Regions from separate parts of the Mus musculus genome. Here region 2 is linked to region 1. A link is a loop called in an ENCODE intact Hi-C map of the cell type or tissue named here. Cell type or tissue: heart. All regions are shown on one strand. Each heading gives the region's core, and the rest is flanking DNA. Links, peaks and the distances in the headings are about the cores only.

The links. A loop is a pair of places that touch in the nucleus more often than their neighbours do. Peaks named below come from ENCODE experiments on the same cell type or tissue, not always from the same donor. Only the 100,000 strongest peaks of a DNase experiment are listed, where the experiment ranks them.
Region 2: a loop joins it to region 1, with 2.7 times the contacts of the local background. A loop is called at or near these places in 3 of 42 quality-filtered maps.

What each region holds. Positions count from the first base shown.
Region 1 is chr2:180,804,176-180,807,919 of GRCm38, reverse strand. No RefSeq gene overlaps it. Among named protein-coding and RNA genes, the nearest start is that of Gm14340, 19 kb to the left of the region's middle. In heart, for the core only: a CTCF peak has its summit at 1,712 (motif pointing left); no DNase peak of the experiment used is centred there; H3K27me3 peaks cover 1,591 bases.
Region 2 is chr2:180,962,022-180,965,765 of GRCm38, reverse strand. No RefSeq gene overlaps it. Among named protein-coding and RNA genes, the nearest start is that of Arfgap1, 3.3 kb to the left of the region's middle. In heart, for the core only: no CTCF peak of the experiment used is centred there; a DNase peak (open chromatin) is centred at 1,624; H3K27ac peaks cover 1,031 bases.

The sequences.
Region 1 (3,744 bases), core at 394-2,893:
TATTCAAGGTAACCAGACACAGTCCTAGAACCCCATGTTGCCCACTGGACATTATATAAGAGAGACCAAAAGCAATGCTCTGTTCTGCACATTTGGAGAGATGCCACCTTGATCTGCCCTGTGGCTGAAGAGTCTCTCCCAGGATCTTGACCCTCAAATCAGGAACTACTGTTAGAGACTGGACCTGACCTTCAGCTAAGAGGAAAGCAGCCTTGGGAAGAACCACAGTTAGGAATTCAGAGTGTGAACATTGTGTGATGACCCTCAGCATAAAATATAACTTTAGTTATACTGAGTGTGTCCTTCTTGCTCACCACACCCCAGGTGCACACACTTGTTGCATCCGTACTCAAGACTGTGTCTGTCCTGGAGGAGGGAAGCATACCTCCGTCTGAACAACTGAATCACTTTGGTCTGGCTCCACACCCTCCCTAAAACAGTTTCTGCCTAAGAGGAAAGGAGTTGAGCACAGTAGGCACATGAATGCCCTCCTGCTCTCTAAAACCTTGTAGATGCATACCTAGCTTCAACACCAAGGTGTGGACGAGCCTATCGGTTCCATTTTCAGTTACAATGGAGAGGGTACCACCACCAGTGGTGGTCCTGACATGGGGTGTGGTCTACTGAATTTCTTGTGGAAAACAAGGGAGGCTGAGGATGTAGACAGGTCACTAAGCTGGCCACAGCCTGGTTTCTGTGGCTCAATTCTAACAGTCTGGCCTCCCACACTAGGGACCCCAGGACCAGGCCCTGCCAATGTGTATAAGGATATGCACAGAGTATGTGCACACAGCATAGACATGCATGCATATGTGTGCACACAGCACTCTGTCCTCACTCCCAAAGGTCCATGAGGGCTGGGACACAGACAAGGGTTGGGTCCAAGCCCATATTTCAGGTAGCTTCCAGGTCCTGATAAGCTGTACAAGAACTCTGTCCCAATCATGATGTCAAGCATAGTCAGAATGTTAGAGCCATTGGCATCCTCATGAGAACATGCTTAGTGTGGGTAACCAATGACGTCCTTGAGCTGGACAACGCTATGGGATGTTTTCTCTTCCGGTAATGATGGAGGTCAAACACAAGGCACAGGAAAAAAACTTCAGAGAATAAATGAGCCAGAGACTGAAGTCAAAGGAAACATTGTAGCTATAGCCTTGTAACATTGTAGCTATAGCCTTGCAAGATGGCTTGGGCAGGTGCAGAGCTGGAATCCTGGTTTTAAAAACCACCAATACTTCCTTCAAGGGGTCAGAAAGATACACGTCCCTGCTGGTGTGTGTTGAATGAATGAATGATTGTGTGGATGAACCAGTGTACAAATGAGTATGTGAACAAATTAGTGAATGAATGAATCACTGAGCCAGTAGATAAAGGAGAGAGTGAGAACTGGGAATCCTAACGGCTGATTCCATTTTGGGCTCATCATGATCTGAGGCCAAGGATGGACAGAGACCTTGTCTTCAGAGACTGGGGCTAGTAATGAGCTCTCTACCAGCCAAAGGTAGGACCCTCCCATGTGCCAGGCCCACTGCTGTTATGGTGATGATCTTTCTCATCCATGTAAGCACAACAGTTAATGGCGATCACCCACCTGTGATCATTCCTTACAGGGCTTTGGGGAACACACAAAGACCCCAAAATTTAGGGCATAACTTCTCTCCAGGCTCACAAATCCCTTCCTCAAAGCCAGCATCTGGCCCACTGCTGCCCTCTGCTGACTAGCCTAGCCCAGAAAGGAAAGGGAGGGGACCACAGAACCCATCTAGGGCAGCATCAGATCCCTTGCTTCATGAGTCAGTTGCTAGGGTGACAGACAGCCTGAAGGGCCCTCAAGTAGGCAGGGAATGCCATCATCCTTCTTCCACAGGAGCCAAATTCCTCACACTAGGCCTCCTTAGAACAGCCCATGTGACCACACCCCCACCCCCACCCCCAGGCCTAGGGAAGGAGAAAACACACACAAAAGGCTATGCCACCCACTGCCCAGGGACGACGGGCACCTAGCACTTAGACACTGGCCCTGCTAGAGATGTAGGTCTTTATTCTCACATCACTAGCCAAGGCCCCCAAAGTACTCTTGCAGGCCATAGCCCTATAAACAAGACATGGAGGGTACCTCTGTCACTTGTGTTCCTGGAATCTGTGGGTTTAACCAAGAGCAGGGGTAGGGGGCTCCTCCATGGGGCCCAACACCTCAGGCTTGTCTCGAGTTGCTGGTGCAGGAGGCCGTTAAAGAAGGAGAGGCAGCTGACCCTGGCCACAAGCTGTATGAAGTCAATAGTTGGGGCCCAGTGGCTCAGCCTTCCCCAGAACTGAGCATTCAACTTCCAAGGACCAGCCACTGCTGGCAAACTCCACGATCTGCTGCTCACAACCTTAGGGAAAACACTAGCCACATGTGGAGCCTCATTGTAAGCCATCAATGACCACCAACTTGCCAGGCAGTGGCTGTACCTGCCCCATCAGTTGCCACCAGGATATGGGCAGGGAACAAACACCAGAGAGACAGGGCCTGTTGGTACTCACCTGGTCTACCAGGGGGCCAGAGCTTCCAGCAAAGTGAGACCATGACCATGACTCTGTGCTGGTAGCTGCCACCCTGAGGACTAAAAAAGCCCCTAATTCAGGGACCACCCCACAGTGGGAAGCTCACGGAGATTTCCCTTAGAGTCATTTGTTTCTTCAACAAGCTTACACCAGCCATCACTTCATGTAAACAAACACAGCCACTGATTCTAAATGAAGCTGTTTGCGTGTGAATTAATACATCATATTCTCTCCCGAAACAGAATTATTTGTCTCTGGAGGAATCAGGTTAAGTCTGGAGTGTGGGGAGGGGGTGCCTAGCTGTGTCATTTGCATATGCAAATTATTCCGCTCTCAATTAAAGGCTTGTGTGTCAGCAAATGAGACTAATTAGATTTATTTATCTATGATAATCAGCTTTTCACAAACAAAATAGATCACCCTTTCAACGATGCTGGACAAAGCATACACTAGGGAGGACCTGCCTGATGGGACTCAGGCTGGGGAGGAGACAGTGCTTAGAGGGGGTGTGGTTGCTGTAGGTGGCCCATGATGCTTGGACTGGTTTCCCTAGGCCATTTATCCTAGCTGAAGGAATGTCCCAGCAGGACTGCATATCTATCCTCACTCAATCTCTTCCCTCTACTCCAGCCACAGCAGGGTACAAAAATGGAATCAGATGCATAGTTTCAGCCCTACAAAGAGCAGCAGGAGATGGAGCCATCTGAGAGTTTTAAGAGCCAAAGAAAAATCAATGAGATGAGTGCTACCTTTACAGAGGGCAGAACAGAGCTAGCACTTAGGGGACCCCACACCAGCTCCGCTCCTGGACCCTGGTGCTAGGTACTGCTATGGGCCTCCTCAAATGTTTCTAGACATCAGAAGGCAATGCCTTATGAGGGACCACCAGAACACACACATTTTGTACCTTAGGACTACAGACACTAGCTCCATGAAGAGAAGCAACCATACTGTAGGAGGATGGAAATGAAGCCACGGCCACTTTGGTCTCTACTCCACTTATCCCTGCTTCTCTCAGGGCCTTCCATGCTCTGGGCTCTGTGTCTCTCATCTCTTGTTCCTTACTCTGCAAAGGCCTGTCTGGAACACTGACCCTCATTGCTGCCTGTTCCTGAACTTGGTGACACTTCCTAGTGTGTGTCAATGTTTGTGACAAAGAAATAAACCCATTGGCAGAAGGTAGTAGCCCTGCCC
Region 2 (3,744 bases), core at 686-3,185, 160 kb before region 1:
TAGTCAAGGCCTTGAGCTCAGACCCTCGATGTGGCCCAGCATGGTCCAAACGGTTCCTTGGCTCCCAGGGAAGGTAGCAGGGAGGAAACAGCTAGACCTACACAAGCTAGGTGTGTTGAAGTACATTTTGTACATGTGAGCTTGTGAAGGTATGTATGTACTTGTTCATACATATGTAAATGCATGCCTGCGTGTATATGCACTTGGTGTGTAGGTCAGTATTACATGTGTGTGGTGTGTGGGCGCTGTAAGTCTAATATCTCATTACCAGGCTCATAGGACTCTGGTTCACCACACTTCATCTATATAGAGATAATAGTTATGGCTTGTGCTGAGGGCAGATGCTTCTTCAGGACCATTGTGTAAAACAGGCCATGCTATCTATGTATACATTGCACAGCTACCCAAGACACAACCTAGGGCGTGGGACTAACATTTCAGGGTTCTGTGGCAGACAGAAGTGCAGATCTGGGCTTCTCTCCCACCCATAGCCTTCAGGTCAAGCTGGCTGAAACGCTGCTTGGCAGGTAAGAGCAAGCAGACCGGACCTATAGCTCATCTGGAAGCATCTTGGCCAGCGTAGTTTGTGGTTCTCAGCCTTTACTCACCTTGATTAAGACATCTCAGCTGGGCAGTGATGGCACACGCCTTTAATCCCAGCACTTGGGAGGCAGAAGGAGGCAGATTTCAAAGCCAGCCTGGTCTACAAAGTGAGTTCCAGGACAGCCAGGGCTATACAGAGAAACCCTGTCTCGAAAAAAAAAAAGGGGGGTGGGGGAACCTCAATTGTAAAAATGCCTCTGGAGCAGTGGTTGAGACCTTCCTAATGCTGTGACCCTTTAATACAGTTCCTCATGTTGTGGTGACCCCCCCAACCATGAAATTACTTTTTTGCTACTTCATAACTAATTTTGCTACTGTTAAAAATTGTAATGTAGTGCTGGCAAGATGGCTCAGCAGTTAAAAGCATGGACTGCTCCTCCAGAGGTCCTGAGTTCAATTCCCAGCAACCACATGGTGGCTCACAACCATCTGTAATGAGATTGGGTGCCCTCTTTTGGTGTGTTTGAAGATAGCTACAGTGGACAGTGTATTTATTTAATAATAAATAAATACATAAATAAATAAATCTTTTTTTAAAAGAATCATTTTTTTAGAAGAATCATAATGTAAACATTTGATATGCAACCCCAAAGGAGTCTCAATCCACGGACTGAGAACCGCTGCTCTAGAAAGATCAGGCTGTAAATTAAGCAAGCATGTAGTGTGTTAATCAGTGACTGATACGGAAGGGCTGAGATTGTAAGTGGTGGTCCTAGGTTCTATAAGAAGCAGGCTGAGCAAGCTACTGGGTGTAGGCTAGTCAGCAGCATCCTCCATAGCCTCTGCATCAGCTCCTGCCTCCACGTTCCTGATCACAGCAGTAGTAACCCTAACACACTGCTCCAGGAAGCACCAGCGCTTGAATCGACCAGCTCAGATGTGAAAGCCCTTGAGTTTAAGCTCACCCTGAGAACATTCTCCACAGAGCATTGAGCTCCTTGACCTTAGATGTTAATCACCAGCGTTCAGTCAGGGTGCTTCCCTGACTGGCCTCCAGGGGGCAGGCCAGCCTACTTGGGGATTCATCAGAAACAGCCCCATCTTCCAGTCTCCTGAAAGTCTGTGAAGGAAAATATCGCCGTGGAAGAGCTAGATAGTTCTGGCAGGCCACCCAGGGTTGGATGCAAAGAGCTGATGCAAGGAGGACTGACTGTGTGCAAGTAACCTGGATTCCAGACCTGGAAGGAAAGCTCTTGCCTTGTGTGATAATTGGAGTAAACAGTGATAAAAAAAGTTCCTGGTAACAAGAGGCCGTAGTAAACAGCCTGCTTGGCCTGAGCTGGCCTTCCAGTCAGAAGGCAAAGCTAAGCCCTCTGGTGTGAGGCCTGTTGAAGAATTCCGAGTTCACAAAAGCAAAATGGTGGGTGATCCTGAACCCTCACTACTGGACCTGTTATTTACTATCCCAAATTGCAAGTGTACCGTCCGGCTAACACCCTGAAATAGACAATACAGACAACACAAGGCCTTTGTGGGTCATGTTCAGCCCTTGTGACGAGTTGGAAACCCAGTGCCCATACTCCATCCTCTATGGGCCTTCTGGGTGCTCATGGCATTTAGCACCTCTCTCCAGAAAACAGGCCTCTCTGGTCAGAGGAGCACACACACCAGACCTTAGCCGACGGCACGAGCACCCACTCCTCCTCTGATGAGCAGGGTTGAGTCGGTTGAGGTTGATCTCCAGCTGACAACGTACCTACTGCATCAGCTCCTCCTTTCTCCTAGGAACTCACTACATAGCCTGGAGAGCCAGATCATTCCCAGTGCCTAGTGCAGTTCCACTTCTTGCCATGTCTCCCTTTCTCTTTACCATGTGCTCAGCAGAGCTGTGCCACCTTCCAGAGAAGATTTTACTTTTTTTTTTTTTAAGTGAAGCTGAGGCTAGATAGCAGGGATTAGCCATTGTACACCCCCATTGAAGACTTTGCTTTCCTGTTTTGTTTCTTCTGCCTACTACCTTCAAATCCTTCCTGAATCAGGAGAGAAGAATGTGAGCTGGCTCAGGTCCACCCAGATAAGGAAGGCTGCTGCAGTGAGATCTCTGGACTTTGGATGGTGGGAGGGGCCTTGATATTGAGAAGGGCCTGGTAGAATCCAGTCTGTCAGCTGCAGTCTTACAGTGTTCAGGGAGGCCTGGAGTTGGGATAGAGGGAACTAGAGGAATGCCAGACAGAGCAGGTGACACCATAAGGTCAAGAAGCCATACAGGCTTCAGAAGTGCAACTGTCCTTGGAGGGGAGTCTTGGATCGTCCTTCCATTCTAACCCAAGGATCTCACAGCCATGTTGAGTCACATCTGGTTGCTAAGAATGTGCCAGGGCTGCCCATCTCCTCAGATTGCAGGCTTTGTGGCTCACATCTCCAGATTGTGATGGCCAGGACCCAAATACTCCCTGTGCCTTAGCTCCTCCCATTCCTGTCTTAGATGGGAGTCTTTCTTGATTCTAGTTGCTAGAGACAGAAACCCAATATTAAATGATGGACACAGCAGAGAGAATGTATTAAATCTGTTGAAAGCCGGACATTGGAGAGCAGACAGTCCACAACCTGCAGTATAGAAAGCAAGCTGCCTCTGTGCTCCTCAGATACCAGGCACACTTTCCCTGCATTGTAAGGGTGTTTTTAATTCTTTGTGACCTCAGCTCCAGTGAAGCTGACAGCCTTCCTGAGAAAAACGCTAATGACAGATTGGTGGGACTTTGTTGGTCTTTTTTATTCTCTATAGGTTGCTTAGACTAGGCTGACCCCTTTCAGAGCCAGCCATGGGAGGATATGTGATAGACGCTAGCAGCTGGAGATTTGTAGATCCAGATAACAGTAACACTGCATACACATATATAGGCTGGCTTGCATGTGTACAGGAGTCTCAATGTGAGAAAAAGCCCAGGGAAGGACATTAGAATGAATCCTCCTGTCCCAGAGAGCCTGGGAGGAAGAATGGCTGAGGTGTGGTAGCTGCACCTTTCCCTGTCCAGGAGCTGAGAGAGAAACAGGATGCCGGATCCCTGCTGAAGGGAGAGGAAAGATTTCTAGAGGTCAGGAGGATCAGGAAGGCTAGTTGACATGAGTGTAGGAGCCATGACTTCAGACTTGTTAATAGCCAGCCCTTGATACCCAATACAACCCAGGAGCCTAGGGCTG